2 separate regions of the Mus musculus genome follow, and region 2 is linked to region 1. A link is a loop called in an ENCODE intact Hi-C map of the cell type or tissue named here. Cell type or tissue: heart. All regions are shown on one strand.

Region 1 (8,000 bases):
GGGATTGAGGCCAGCCTGGTCTACAAAGTGAGACCCTAGTATACACCCTAAAAAGCCCAGGAGGGGAGACAGCTCATTAGTAGGGGAGACAGTTCTTATTCCTCTTATAGAACACCCATATGAAGCAGCTCACTTACACCTTTAACTGCAGTACAAAGGGATCAGACACCCTCTTTGGGCCTCTGCAGGTACCCACTCATATGTCTGTCTGTCTCTGTCTCTCTGTCTCTCTCTCCCCCTCTCTCTCATACACCCAAACTATGTAAGATAAAAAACAATTTTAGTGAATTATTTATTTTAACTTTATGAGCATTGGTGTTTTGCTTGCATGTATGCCAGTGTGAGGGTGTCAGATCCCCTGGGACTGGAGTTACAAATAGTTGTGAGCTGCCATGTAGGTGCTAGGAATTAAATCCAGGTCCTCTGGTAGAACAGCTAGCACTCTTAATCCTGAGCCTCCTCTCCAGCCTCCTAAATAAGTTCTTTTTAAATAAAAGCTGTCACTGGAGATCTGTGACCATGCCTGTGTGCTGTGGTCCTGCCCTTGCATCCTCGGATGCTGCTATGGTCACCGTGCTTTCCTAACTGTCGCTCACAGCTCTGCTGCTGCCTCAGCCTTCCTCTCCCTCAGAGGCCTCTCTTTCTCTCCCTGTTCCCCACCGGCATGTCTCTCACAAGTAGGAAGAAGTGTGACAGAGCCAGCTTTGAAGCTGCCTGTTGGAACTTTAGAACAGCCTATTGCTACAGAGCTTGGTGCAGCATACAGCTGCTGGCGGGGGTTTGAAGAAGACACTCCACATCTGCCAGTGGCTTCAAGGCGAGAACACAGAACTGTTTTGTGGCTCGCAGGAGCTGAGACTTCCTGGCACCTTCTCACAGCTTCTCACTTCCTTTCACAGCCAGCAGCCAGGCCTCCTGTGCCTGCACACCAAGTTCCACCCTACAAGGCTGTGTCTGCCCGCCTCCGGCCCTTCACCTTCTCTCAGAGCACTCCCATCGGGCTGGACCGCGTGGGGCGGCGACGGCAGATGAAAACATCCAATGGTGAGTCTTGGGGCTTCCTGGAATCTTTTGTCTGGGACCAGGGAGCCTGAGGCACCAAGGGATTCTGCACTTTTCCCATCTTGTGGCCAGGGCAGTGTGGAAGTTATTATCTGGGTTACTCAGGATTTCAAACTCCTGTCAAGTCTGCATGTCTCTTGAGTTGCTGCAGAGCCATGCCAGGGTAAACCGATGACCAGGCTAGAGACCTAAGGTTCTGGTGTGGAGGGTAGTTTTTTGGTTTTTTGAGGATGCAGGAATGGGGAGCTGAACCTCGCCTGGCTTCTGCCAGCCTCAGGGCTCCCTGGCTGGCCCATGCAGCCTGTCTCCACCTGCACACTCTGTGACATTCGCCCTGTTGCAAATGTGCCTTCTTTTGTAAGGACATCCGTCTCAAGTGGGCCCCTTCCCCACCCCAAGGCCCTCATCCTAACTCGCCACCTGCAAAGACCGTGTTTCCATCTAGGTCACAATTAGGGGTCTGGAGCAGGGATGCCACCATCATTTGGGGGTTCAGGTCAATCAAAAGTGCTTTAGCGAATTGTCCCGATGTCTATCATGCCTGCATGTGCTCAGATACCAACAAGGATCAGAAAGGCATGGAAAACACTAGGTTATGAGGAACAGAGGGGGTCTCTCCTCAGCCTTCACATACAGCCAAGAAGCCTGTTTCATGGTCTATGTGACTTTTTTTTTTTAATTTATAAAGAAAAACAGAGACAAACCTCTTAGGGTTCTTTGTTTGAAAACAGTAAAACTAACTGACTAGTTTAAGAAAAAAGGGTGTTGGGGTGCATTCATTTGGTGGGGTGCTGGCCCAGCACTCACAAAGCCCTGAGCTTAAACCCTAATGTAAAACGGCGCAGAGTGGAACATGCCGGGAGTCTCAGTACTTGGGAGATGGAAGCAGGAAAACCAGAAGTTCAGGGTCCTCCTCAGTTACAAGTGTGGGGCTAACTTGGGCTACGTGAGACTCTGAATTGAAAGGAAAAAGAAAAGATGGCGTGGTGGTACACGCCTTTAACCCCAACACTTAGACAGATCTTTGAGTTTATGGCCGGTCTGATCTATAGAGCTAGTTCTAGAACAGCCGGGGCTATACAGAAAAGCCTCATCTAGAAAAACCATAGAGGGAGAGAGGGAGAGGGAGAAAAAAAGGGGGGAATGAATTAGGAAGGTGTTGGGTGCTCCCATATAAAACATTGAGGATAATACGATAGCTCCTGGTAGTCACAGAAGGTTGGGCATGGTTCCACCAGGAGAAGGGGAAAGGCTAGCCTGCCCTACTCTACTCTCCAGTTGTACTTGCAAGAGTCAGGATCCCAGGAGGGAATCTCCAGCCACTTGAGCCCAGTGGCCTGTTCATGGTGTAGGTGGTGGGGCAAGGTCAAGGTCTGGGAGTCCGTTTGTGGGCTCCGCATTTGGACAGGGGTTTAGCCCCCTGCCGTCAGTGTTAGTACAGGAGAAGGGTAGGCCTCGCTCCCAGAGGTGACACCCAGAGGTGACAGAGCTCCTCCATCCCTTAAAGCTCTGTGAGAGGGGAATGATTGGCAGGGAACTGTTGGCTAGGACAGGGGCATCGTGAAGGAGAAGACAGCAAGGTGGGGTATGCCCATGGCCAAACCTACACTGCTATACCTATACCATTTACACAGTTAATCCACTGGAAATAGTGAGAAGAGTTATATCTTCAATGAATATGCCCAGACTCCTCTCCGTTGAGCATGAACCCAGGGTCTCACATGCTCCGTGTTCCAGCTCCACCCTTTTCATGACCTACGCACTAGACTTGAGCAAGTGTGCACATGCTGTTTACATTGTACAAGTTTTGTGAGTCATCTAGAGATGATTGCGAGTATTCAGGAGAATGTATATGTTATATGCTAAGGCAACTATTTTAAGTAAAGGGGCTTGAGTATCCACAGAGGAGCTTGTCATCCAAAGGACCCTCGGATACAGAGGGGTACTGTACACTCCAGCATTTGAATGGCTTCCTGGTAGGATTCCCTAAGTCACTAGTGCTCGCAAGAAAATGAGGAGGGGTGGGGGAGGACAGGAAGGGGCAGGAGTGACCCTGAGTAGTCACCAGAACCTGGGTGATGAGGAAGAGTGAGTGAGGTCCCCTGGAGCAGCAGCAGATGTTCCACCAAGGTTAGCAAGGAGATCAGAGTGACTGTGCTCAGGAGACATGGACAGAAGAGGGCACTGTGGTCAGGGGTAGTAGCTAAATGGAAGGCAACTCATTCCTGAGGACCAGGGCTTCTGAGTACGATGTGGACCCATTGCCAATTGGAAAATGGTGGGTTCAAGTTTGTGCTCCAATTAAAAACAAGACAGAGCTGGATGTGGTAGAACACCCCTTTAATCCCAGCCCTAGGAAGGCAGAGGCAGGTGGATCGGAGCTTGGGGACACCCTGGTGTACAGAGCAAGTTCCAGGACAGCCAGGACAACACAGAGAAATCCTGTCTTGAAAAACAAAAGAAAAGCAAAACCTCTTTGTGTGTGTGTGTGTGTGTGTGTGTGTGTGTGTGTGTGTGTTGAGCGTCTGAGGGCACAGATATGTCATAGGATGTCTAGGGCGGTGGCTCCTGATTTGTGCTTTGGAAGGGAGAATGGCCTATGTATGTGGTGGTGCAATGTCTGTAATCTCAGGAGGCCAAGTTAGCCAAATTAGCTTGGGCCTCACTGTGATTTCCAGGTTCGCCTGAAAATCCTAAAGATGAATAAAAAAGATTAAAATCAGAGAGAACGAAGGAACAAAGCACGTATAGTAGCTTGGAGTAAGGCAAACAAAGAGAAGATGGATATGAGGCTGCTCTATGAGTCCTACCGAGTATCCTCAGTGTTAGTGACCACAAAGGCCACCCACAGTTCCCACGGGTGTTCATTTCCCTGACGCAAGAGGAACTCGAAATGACTAGCTCCGGCTTTGTCTGACTCTGTGGCTAGAACTGGGATGTGCCATGGAAGGACTTCTTTTGGAGATGAAATTCCGTTTTGCCAGAGCAGTGCTTCTGGGAGGAAAATGTTTTGCAAGTGCGCTGTGGAGTAAGAGAGTAGCTGCTTCTGTGTTTACCCATGGTTTCCAGCTGTGGCTTAGCATCCCTCGGTGACATGAGTCACAGGTTCACAGCATGTGCCCCTGCAGGGTATCATGGCAGCACCAGGGTGTGTCCCCGGGTTTCCTAGGCAATTGAGTTACATTGAGGTGGTGTTAGATGTGACCCAGTCACTGGGAAGTTCTAGGTGGCATCTAGGAGATGCCATGGCTGTCTGGGAGCCTCTGGTGAGGCCAGAGAGGGGCATGAATAATCTGTGTCCAGCACAAGTGGCTTTTTCAGGGAGGACAAATCATTGCCCACTTCTTTTATAAAAATGTCCATTGTAATAAGCTTACCACAAGTAGCTATCTGGTTCCTACAGAGAACCGTATCATTAACCCTGATGAGGGCAGGCCCTGTGGTCTAGCTCAGACTGGACATCCTTTCTGCAGCCATGGCCTGGTGGGTGTTTTGTTTCATCCTGAGTCCACTGCATCAAGATAAGTAGAGAAGGGGCTGCAGAGATGGCTCAGCGGTTAAGAGCACTGACTACTCTTCCAAAGGTCCTGAGTTCAATTCCCAGCAACCACATGGTGACTCACAACCATCTGTAATGGGATCTGATGCCCTCTTCTGGAGTGCATGGAGACAGCTACAGTGTACTTACATATAATAAATAAATAAGTCTTTTTTTAAAAAGTACAGAAGATGAGCCAATGTGTGCACCGTGAGCATCATGCCCATGTGGCTATTAAGCAGCATCTTTTGCATTTCACTTTGTAAGCTTTTCAGGGTCTTCTGATATGTCTTTCATACCCTTGGCCCCATACCAAGGCATAGTCACCTTCTGCTCTCCCCTCCTTCCTCTAGCTATCCAGTCAAGCCATCGGCTCTCCAGCATGCATGCTTGCAAGCTCACTCTCTCTAAAGAGTTAAAAAGCAATTCTTCCACAGAGAGTGACTCTGTCCTGGGTGGAGGTAAATGAGAGAAGCCTGTCAGCAGCAAAAGGACTAGAGTTTCTGTGCAAAGATGACCTGCTCCTTCTCGATGCAGGAGTCTGGGTTTCCCTGTCACAATGGCTGATGCACAGATTTTCTGCTTCATTAGTCAAATGATCTCTTAATGTTAGGGACCCCAAGATCAGGGAGGCATAACCAGAGACTTCATGGGTCAGGTTATGACCTTCCTGCCCAACACAGCAACTACCTAACAGGTGCTTGCTTCACTTGCATAGCCTTTTGGGTCTCCATGGCAACTAAAGCATCTCTGGTTTAAATGCCTAATGGTCCATAGCTTCTAGAAGCTGCCAACATGCTCACTTGCTGACTTGTGGCTCCTGATAGACCATTTCCTACCTCACTGCCTAGTTAGAGAACCTTTCTTTCTAGATGCTAAGATGTTATATTAGTTACTTTTATGATGCAATGATAAAATAAGCAATTTATGGAAGTTTGTTATGGCTTACTGTTCTAGAGGGATAAGAGTCCAGCCTGAGAGATGTGGGAGATTGGGGGTTGGGGGCAAGCTTGGCAGCAAGCAGCATCCATGGCAGCAGGAGCAGGAAGCTGACAGCTCAGATCTTCAAACACAAAGTAGAGTGAATTGGAACTGGGGCAAGGCAGTTAACTCAGGCTTTGCCCATGCTGTACTTCCTCGAACAAGGCTACACCATCTTCTCAAATAGTACGACCAACTGGGCACCAAGTTCTTCAAGAACATGAGCCTATGAGTGAACACTGTCCATTCTAACCACTACATTCCACTACCTGGCCCCTGTAGACTCACAATCATATCAAATGCAAAATGCGTATGGCCCCAAAGTCCTTTAGTCTAAGCACTGTTTAAAAGTCCAAGTTCAAAGTCTCTTTGGGGAGTCAAGGGTTTTGGGTTTTTTGTTGTTGTTGTTTTGTTTTTTGTTTTTTTCAAGACAGGGATTCTCTGGGTAGTCCTGGAACTTACTCTGTAGACCATACAGAGATCCAGCTGCCCCTGCCTCCAAGTGTTGGGGTTAAAGGTATGTTCCATCACCACTTGGCTTCAAGGTAATCTCTTTATGTGATTTTTTTTAAGATTTCTTTATTATTATATCTAAGTACATTGTAGCTGTCTTCAGACACCCAGAAGAGGGCGTCAGATCTCATTACGGGTGGTTGTGAGCCACCATGTGGTTGCTGGGATTTGAACTCAGGACCTTCGGAAGAGCAGTCAGTGCTCTTAACCCCTGAGCCATCTCTCCAGCCCTCAAGGTAATCTCTTAACTGTGACCTTACACACACACACACACACACACACACACACACACACACACATAAGCAAAGTAGACAGTTTCAACAGATAGTGGCACAGAAGGTCCATTCTGTGCTGGTTAGTTTTGCCAGCTTGACACAAACCTAGACATAGCTGGGAAGAGGAATTGAGAAAATGCCTCCGTAAGATTCACCTGCAGGCAAGTCTGTAAGGTATTCACTGTAGGCAATGCTGTCCCTGTGCAGGTCCTAGATGGTATAAGGAAGCAGGCTGAGCAAACTCTAAGGAGCAAACCAGTAAGCAGCACCCTCCATGGCCTCTGCCAGTTCCTTCTTCCAAGTTCCTTCCTTGACTTCTCTGGCTGATGGGCTAGAAACTATAAGACGAAATAAACCCTTTCCTCCTCAAGTTGCTTTTGGTCATGATGTTTTATCACGGCAATAGAAACCCTAATGAAGGCAAATGTCATTCCAGGAGGAAGGATTTGGGGATAGAGGGAACTCCTGGACTGCTTAGGATGACTTAGAGCCTTCACTTTGCTGCCTGTGGCATACTGTTGGGCAGAATCCTCTCCCTTGCGTGCAGCTCTCCTTGGGTGACGGATGCCTCATACTCTGGCATCGCCAACATCTGGAGGTCTCCACAGCAACCTAGGCTTCACCATCCCAGCGTCACACAGTGGCCTCTCACAGCCTCCCTCCTTCTCAGTTACTTCACGCAGGGACTCCCTGCCACACACAGCCTGGCTTCAGTGGTCCTCTGAAGCTGGGGAGGAAGACTCTGTGACCCTCTTCACACTTGCATTCCCCACTCCTCAAAATCCAGCATTGTGTGGGCAGCACCTTCAGGTTCCTGTCAGCTTGGGCTGGAGCCTGGCCCCCTCAAGCCACTTTTGCAGATGGCTTTGCTTTATTGTTCCTTTTTAGGAACAGGGAAAACGGTTTAGGTCTTTCTCTTTCCCTTGTTGGTAGCTTTCAGACAGTGATGTCTTGCCTTGAGGGCACAGCTCTCTGCATTCCAGTGAGGAGCCTGAGGGCTCTCCTGGGTGGAGCTAATCTCCGTAAGAGTTCCAGTCTCTCTTAGCTTGAGCCTAGCTCACAACCTTAAACCTAACCAGTGTTTCCCTCTTCAGACTTCATTTGATGTATTTCTGTTACGCTTGCTCCTTCTTCATTGTAGGCTGCACGTGCATTAGTAGTACTAACCACACCACAGACTCTATGTTACGTCGTCTTGAAATTTTCTCCAGCAAATAAAAGAGTCCATTACGTTTAAATTTACCCTCAGGCAAATTCTTAGGACCAGAGTAGAAGGCAGCCATGTTTGTTGTTCATATCGATGAAAAGCCTCTAGTTCAGTTGCTGTTAAAGTTCTTGCTGCTCTCTGAGACCACGTGAGCTGAGCTTCTATGTCCTCTTTGATGTCAGCACTCCTATGAGGACAGACCACCAAGCTCTGCCTGCTGCATCCAATGCTTTTCTAGTCCAGAGTCTTCTCATGTCTTACCCTACACCCCAAGTCCACATGCTCAGGTTCTCTAGAATCCCCCCATTCTTGGTATCAAGTTCTGTTTCTGGGATAAAATACCATGACCAACAGCAACTTACAGAAGAAAGCTATACAAGATGCAGAGACACATGGACTTGTGTCAGATCTTGGGGGAGGGCTG
Region 2 (8,000 bases), 410 kb after region 1:
TGTCCCAGAAGCTGTTAGCTTCTGTAGTCCACACTCTCACCTGCGCAGACTAGTCTCAGAGGGATTTGGGAACCAAGATGGTGCCCCCAGGTGCTCAGGCAAAGTCCTCCTGGGTGGGGCGGACACCTCTCCTCTGGCAGGGAAGGTACCCGGATGTCTGGAGCCCAAAACGGGGTCTGCCTCAGAAGCTGTTCTCTAGGGACCTTGGGGGTGTCTGCCGACTCTGCTCCCAAGGTGACCCGGTGCTGGTGCCGACTGGAAAGGATTTGTGACACTGGTCAGGCCAGCTTTTCTGTTTCCGTGATGCTGTCTCAGGTCCTGCGTGATTGGATTGGAACAGAAGTTGTGTTCCACTCACTGGCAGTCCAAAGATCATGGGGAGAGTCCTCTAGGGGACCTTGGGGATGTCTGCTGACTCCACATCCAAGGTGACCCGGTGCTGGTGCTGCTCCCCCCTTTTCTTTCCAGGAGTTTGCATGAGTCTTTGTTTTTGATCTATCATTGTACAGACCAGATGATGTCTTATAAGGTCTGCTTTCTGTTGCTATAAGAACATCCCTGAGACTTGGTAATCAGGGCTTATCTGATTCTGTGTCTGAAGGCTAGGAAGTTCAAGAGCTCAGCAAGCCTGTTCTCGGCATCAAATGAGAACCTGGTGCTACATTGTGACTTGATGAATGAGTCTTCCAGGGAAGGCAATGTCTCATCAACCATCAATCGGGACACTGAGCATACAGCCAGCCTACATCCTCTGCCCTAATACGGCTGGTAAGCCTGCATGCAAGACATGTATTTCGAGGTATATCCATACCCACCTTTGGCCACACCACCCCTGCCACTTCAGTGAGCACCACCAGAGAAGTCTCTCACTGGGAACTTCTTTGACATCCACCCAAGACTTCACTGGGATCCACCCACAGCCTTGTGACTTTCCTGTGGAGCAGAATTCAAGATCCCAGCGCCTGGACAGACACTATGGGCTCAAATGTATCCCACTCAACAGAAATAGCTGGTGTCTTGTCACACTTCTCTGACTTCAGGAGTCAGCACAGCGGCCATGAAGCGAGGCCATTTTGCACAGTCGGTTAACTGGGCCTGGGAGACTGGGAATTTTCAGCCAGGTGCTACCAACATGCCACTACCACACAGACAATTCAGTCATTTTTTTTTCCATACTTGACTCAAGGGTAACAGGTGGGGATCAGACATGGGGCACCTCTTGGATGTACAATCTGGGAGAGGCAGGCATGGTCTGTGGAGAGGCCACATCCTTTGTACGGGTGGAGCCCCTATTCCCATGCAGTACACATTGGCAACCCAGGGTCCCAGCACGCATGCTCAGCTGACAGGGCGGTCATGTTCTTGGCCATGTTATGCACTTGCATCTCTCATGTATTTGACAAGCTCTGGCTTGGGCTTGACTTAAGGGATGAGGATGTTAAGAGACCCTCAAGCAAGAGCGGAGGTTCGGACACCTACAAGGAAGAAGTAGGAGAAGCATGACAAGACAGCACTAAGATACCAGCTATTTCTGTTGAGTGGGGTACATTTTAGCCCATAGTGTCTGTCTAGGAGTTGGTATCTTAAATTCTGCTCCACAGGAAAGTCATGAGGCTGTGGACAGACTCCAGTGAAGTCTTGCGTAGATGTCGAAGAAGTTCTCTTAGGTGAACATAGGATCTTGTTGGTTGATTCTGCTCTAAATTTTGATAATAACAGTTTAAGACTCAATTTTACCTAATTACTGGCCATTTATTTCTCTTCCCACTGTTAAGATTTTCAGCCTTTTTAAAATTTTTGAATTAATATTAATTTTTATTTATATGAGTACACTGTAGCTGTCTTCAGACACACCAGAAGAGGGCATCAGATCTCATTACAGATGGTTGTGAGCTACCATGTGGTTGCTGGGAGTTGAACTCAGGACCTCTGGAAAAGCAGTCAGTGCTCTTAACTGCTGAGTCATCTCTCCAGGTCCTTCTGTCTCTCTTTCTACTACTATTTTATTCTTATAGACTTGTAATTTTTATAAGTAATAATTTATTTACTACATGTCACAAATACTGTCTCGGAATGCTTCTTACACTTTAAGGTCGTGTGCACATGACGTCGTCAGTCAGAGTGTCTCTAGTATACTGTTCTCCACACGTACTCTTCTGGTGCATTGTATTATATTGTATTTTACTTCATCATATTTTATATACTTTTCTATTTATAGTTTGAATTTAATTTTCTTTTTTTTTTTTTTTATAGTTGTTTCTTTTTTTTTTTTTTTTTTTTTTTTTTTTTTAAGATTTATTTATTTATTATATGTAAGTACACTGTAGCTGCCCTCAGACACTCCAGAAGAGGGAGTCAGATCTCGTTACGGATGGTTGTAAGCCACCATGTGGTTGCTGGGATTTGAACTCCTGACCTTCGGAAGAGCAGTCGGGTGCTCTTACCTACTGAGCCATCTCACCAGCCCCGAATTTAATTTTCTATCCCTCTCTTTATCCACTCTTGTTTGACAATGCAAGTTAAAGTACTTTGCATTTTGTTTTTTCTGTGATTTCTGGGTTTCACATTATGAGATAGCTCAATGGGTTAAGGTGTTTGACACCAAGCCTGATACCCTGCGTTGGATCCCAGGAAGCCACTGGGCACGTGAAGAGAACTGATTGAAAAGTTGTCCTCTTATCTCTCCATGGGTACTGTGGCACAAATGTACACCTCTTAAATGAATGAATGAATGAATGAATGAATGTAGAAAAATAGAAAAGCAATGAATAATTTCATCTATTCAAAGCTCACACTCAAAGAATATGAATATTTTCAACTATTTAGTACAATTATTTTAAAGGATATAAAAGCATTGTGTGCAGGGCGTCACACTGAATTAAAAGATGATATACTGCTCTCCATGTGATATAAAATAATCCATGTAAGTGCCTGAAACTATGGCTTTTCAGTAATTAATCACATGCTGGAAAGTTCCTTGCAGAATGCACCCAACTTTGGAATCTGAAAAAAAAAAAATGACCTGTGCCCAGATTTCCCGACACACACTCATTTAAATGGCCATTCATTAAACTAGCTGAAGTATTCAAACTTACTCCCCGCCAGAATCAGAGGGCATGAGAGGAGGTGGCTACAGAGTGACTCCTTTTGTGTTACTGTACACATAGCTTTCATACGACTGTTGAAGGTTTTCTGAAAGACAGCTTTAAATCTCTGTTCAAGTTGGATCTTGGTACCAGTCTAGACTCAAGGCAACCTCGTGAGATGTCGCCTTCCCACCCTGATGTGTCAAACACATGCTCTCTTCACCAGGCACCTTCGGCTGCTTTTGAACAAGATTGCTTTCCTGAGTGTTGGGTCCAAAGCTGTCCCCAAAATCGCAACGCTTGTGCCAATGTCCTAAGTAGAAGGACTTTGGCCAGGCAAACAGAAAGATTGTTATTGGGTAACCGAGGCCTGAAGACTGAGTTCTGTTTACCAGGAGCCTCCCTCAAAACACCAGGAACCTCTCTTGATCCGCCATAAAGGTCAACTACCTAGGGAAAGGTCACCTAGTTCTGGGTCAACCTAAACACCCCTTATCCTGCTGACTGTCCTATAAAGCCTGCTTGCTTTCCTGCCATTTCATCTTCTCTTTGTCCCTAACCTCCAGACAGCCTTTGCATTTGACCCTCCCAGTATACCTTCCTTTCTACCCATGGAGTGGTCCCGTTTGGTAGTTTTACTGTGCCCCCACATTGTTAAGCACAGGCAGGTTCTGATGGCAAGAGAGCCTGGCACTCTGCTTTTAGATTCTCATTGCCATCGGAAGGGTAGGCATTGTTGCAATCGTTGGTTTGTAGGTGAGGAAACAGAATTACAGGGCTTAAGGTGGGTCTGGTGAGCAACTCTGCAGCAGAGCACGTGTCTGGCCTGAATTCCATTCCCAGCAAAGCACACACTAGCGCATACACACGTGCACGAGCATGCACACCCTGTCCAGGGTTCCCCAGCTGGGCAGGCACCCTGGGGCTGACCATCTTGGTCTGCACTCTTTCTTGCTCTATCACAGCTCCTCAGGACCTGCCTTGCCAGTATTTTGCAGTGTTACAAGTCCCATAGTTGAGACTAGTTCTAAATTTAGAATCAAAAGGACAAGAGTGGTTTCCAAAATTGGAGATGAGTTTTCTATCCAGCTAAATTCTTGAATTGTCTTTCAAGGAGCTGGCCCTTCTGCTCCGAGGATGCCCTGCACTGACTTTCCATGGCCCCAGCTGGCTTGAAGAGAAGACCTTGGGATAAGTAATGACCTTGACATGCAGAATAAAATAACAAGAGGTCAAAGAAGAATTCACTTCATAGGCACCAAGCACAGCCTGGCCAGTTATGGCGAGGATCTCCAAGCAGGATCCAGCAAGCTCACACAACACAGGGCAAGGATATCAATCAATCTCATTCTATTCCCAAGGAGAGGGAGAGACACAGCTACAGGCTGATCTGGGAGTTTTACAAACTTTAGATGACTTTGAAAGTTGGGGTTTTTGTTTTGTTTTTCTTTTTGTTTTTTAATCACATTTCACCACATGAGAAATACAGCTCAGAGATTTAAAGCCAGTGGGCCTCAGGCATAAAGGACCGATGCTGGAGACAGTCACACCCAGCTATCTCCAAATCCTCTGCTCCCTGTATGCCACACCAACTGATTTTTGGTGATCGTGATACTCCACTAACATTTGAGAAATGTATTTTTCAGATCTGCTATAATTGTCTATGATTTAGTCTGCTAACTAAAAACATGAATTTTAAAAAAGGCACAAGGGGCCACCAAGGCGGCTCAGGGGGTAAAGGAGCTTGCTGCTCAAGTCCGAGTTCAGTGTGGAGGAAAGGTGGAAGGAGAGAGCCCACTCCACAAAGTTGTTCCATGGCCTCCACAGGCGCACTGTGGCACAGCCCCACCCGCAGCATAGCATACACAGGCGCATCGATAGTAAAATGTACAGACAACACGGAAGCAGTGACACTTGTTACCTCGGACTCATGCAACATCTGCTGCTTTCCCGTTCATGGGAAAAGTTCACCCAAACTAAAATTGTAGTTACAGAAAGGAACCCCTTACGCAAGTTTATAAACTTTCTGATGTTTTTCATTTTTAGATTGCACTTTCCCCAAAAGTTACGAAAAATATAAGGAAATGTACAGAGCTTGGGGTAAGACGATTTCCATTAAACTTGTTCTGGGATTTATGATGTATGCTCACTATCATTGAAATAAACGGTTGTAATGATGCAACAAAATGGGGTGGTTTTTGCCTAACGGAGATGGATGTGTCAAAGGACACATTATATCTACCAGGCTGAGACACTGCCGAAAGGAAGATGCCCACAACAGTTCCTATTACTCATACCTATTATACCTAATGATCTGGCAGAAGGACTGATTCCATATCAGCTGTTGCCTCTGATACTATATCTAGGCAGTTACAGAATTCTGCCAAAGCCCCGCCTACTCAGTAGCTTAAAAGGGAATTGAGTAGGTTCAGTATTAATAGCTAATCTTTACCCACCCTCAGGGTGGGTCTTCCCTGCTCAGTGACAAGCTTTTGGAAACTCCCTCAGAGAGACACTGAATGGTGTGTTTCTGAAGCCTGTCAGTTAGGATAAAATAAGGACATGCAAAATTCTAGAAATACGATTTCAGAAATAACAAGCCCAACAACCGTCTCAATATTGGTGCTGAAAAATAAATTGTATGTTTGGTGCTTTAAGTAAAGGTTGTAATGGAGATAGATGCCTTGCCACAGACCCTTGTGTCTGCAGAGGCTCAAAGTCTCTCCTATAAAATGGCTGAAGCTGCAAAATAGTTTGGCCATTTTCAAGGTAAATTTTCACCCTGTGAAGGGACCACTCAGAGATACACAGGTTCCTGGGCTGAGAAGCTCCACACATCCAGATTAATTGCTCTCTGACCCCAGACAACAGGCTCATCCCTAAGAAGATAGAGTTTCCACCTCCCATGGAAAGGGATATCTGTGCAGCCCACATTCCTGCTTTGACTTGGCCTAGCCCCCTAAGGAATCCCTGTGCTCGCTCAGGGATATCTGCAGCTGCCAGTTGTTACACAACCTGACTGAGCTTGTGTCTGATCATCTGATCAGTTAGAGAGCAGACACAGCCGGGCGTGGTGGTGCACGCCTTTAATCCCAGCACTCGGGAGGCAGAGGCAGAGGCAGGCAGATTTCTGAGTTCGAGGCCAGCCTGGTCTACAGAGTGAGTTCCAGGACAGCCAGGGCTATACAGAGAAACCCTGTCTCAAAACAAAAACAAAAAACAAAAACAAACAAACAAAAAGAACAGACACTGTGCAGGCGGCACAGAGACTCCTCACACCAGAACTTCAGCGGCTTGTGTTTTCTGCTAGTTGCTTCAGGTGACCCCTGGGGAGACACTGGAGTCAACTGAACACCTCTCTTCTCAGTCCTGTTGTGGTGGCTAATCTTTATTATTATCTTGACGGAGAACTGAATTGTGCTGCAAACTCCTATTGCTGTGACAGAGCCACCTCAGCCTCTCGCTTCCTGCCATATTGGACTCTGAAATCACACACTGAGATTCATCACTTTTCCTTTAAGTTGCCTCTGTCAGGTATTTTATCAGTCATGAGAAAAGCCAATACACTGTAAGTGTCTGTTGCGCTGTCTTGCTTGAGGAGTATGGATAAGAAGAAAGGAACCGTGTATATGTTCTCTGTGTAATGTTCACTGTGGATACAATCATTGTGTCCGTGTTCACTGTGTATCTGTCCGTGCACACCACCTACATGTTTATTGTGACATGTTCAGAATAGACTGACTCCCCCCCCCCACCCTCCCCCTGTATATATTTCTGGTCCGTTCTGAAGTTGATTGACTTCACTAATGTGGAACCCACAGATATAGAGGGTCAATGACAGGTACACTGTTTAAAGGTATAACATTACAAAACAAAACAAAACTAGCACACTCATAAACCTCATGGGCAGTTAAAAACCATGGTGGCCAGTAATTCACACCAGCTTGTCAAAGTTTTACTCAAATGACACACATATAAGATGATTTGTGACTTGTATCATATGTTCATTTGATGCATAGCGTATTTTAAGCACACAAGGAGGTTTTATCAAACTATATTGCTTTCACGAACAGCTGCGTTTTTCCATTTACAAGGCAGAATTGTTTGTCATTTAATTGTGAATGTTTTCTCAGCAGAGAGCTGAGATTCAGTAGCGTCCTACTATTCATTTTCTAAAATAGTAAGATTTATAAATTGAATTACAAAGTAAAGGAAAAATTAGATTTTAGATCGTGTAGCAAGTGAAGTGAATACTGATTTTGAAAGCAGAAATAATATTTGAGGGATATTCTTGTGTGTGTGAAAACCACTCCTGGGGATATTTAACAGTCTTCCATTGTCGCCTGCCTTTCTACACCTCGTCCCTAGCACTTGGTACATATGTGCAGTTGTGTAGAGGCCACAGCTATTATATAAATGCATGAGATCTCCTTTCTCATGAGGCTGGTCTTCCCTGGAGCAGGAATGAGTCTTATGTCTCTTGGCACCAAGGGGGCTCAGGACATTTGCTTCAGTAGTCCTTAGAGTTGAAGAGGGAAGGAGTGTCCTCTGACGGACTGGGGCAGGTGTACAAGGGAGGCTGAGGCTGAAATGGCTGGCCTGGCTTCTCAATGGCTTCTCTTTCAGGCTTTCTGCAGCTGCCGTGTCCTAGCTCTGGGTCTGTGTAATCCTAAGTGTGGCATCTCCACATTCCAGACAATCACTCGCCATGAGGTTATTCCAACATTTGCCTGGGTGCCATTGGGAGAGAGATTCGCTGAAGTCTGTCACTGCATGGCCTGATGCAGCTGTTCTGGGCCACCAAAAGCTACCATCTCAGCGAAACAACAATTGTCTCCTTCACCGTTGCAGAGGGAGTGCCTTGTACACTTCCTGCCTTGATAACTTATTACTGTAAGTGGAATAATTTGCAGA

The links. A loop is a pair of places that touch in the nucleus more often than their neighbours do. Peaks named below come from ENCODE experiments on the same cell type or tissue, not always from the same donor. Only the 100,000 strongest peaks of a DNase experiment are listed, where the experiment ranks them.
Region 2: a loop joins it to region 1, with 2.3 times the contacts of the local background. A loop is called at or near these places in 2 of 42 quality-filtered maps.

Annotation. Positions count from the first base shown.
Region 1 is chr14:60,708,526-60,716,525 of GRCm38, forward strand. Spata13 (spermatogenesis associated 13) reads left to right here. Exons shown (of 13, transcript NM_001033272.2): 4 at 900-1,044. Among named protein-coding and RNA genes, the nearest start is that of Gm41165, 28 kb to the left of the region's middle. In heart, a CTCF peak has its summit at 3,230 (motif pointing right); a DNase peak (open chromatin) is centred at 896; H3K27ac peaks cover 1,128 bases.
Region 2 is chr14:61,121,470-61,129,469 of GRCm38, forward strand. No RefSeq gene overlaps it. Among named protein-coding and RNA genes, the nearest start is that of Sacs, 13 kb to the right of the region's middle. In heart, no CTCF peak of the experiment used is centred here; no DNase peak of the experiment used is centred here; H3K27ac peaks cover 1,015 bases.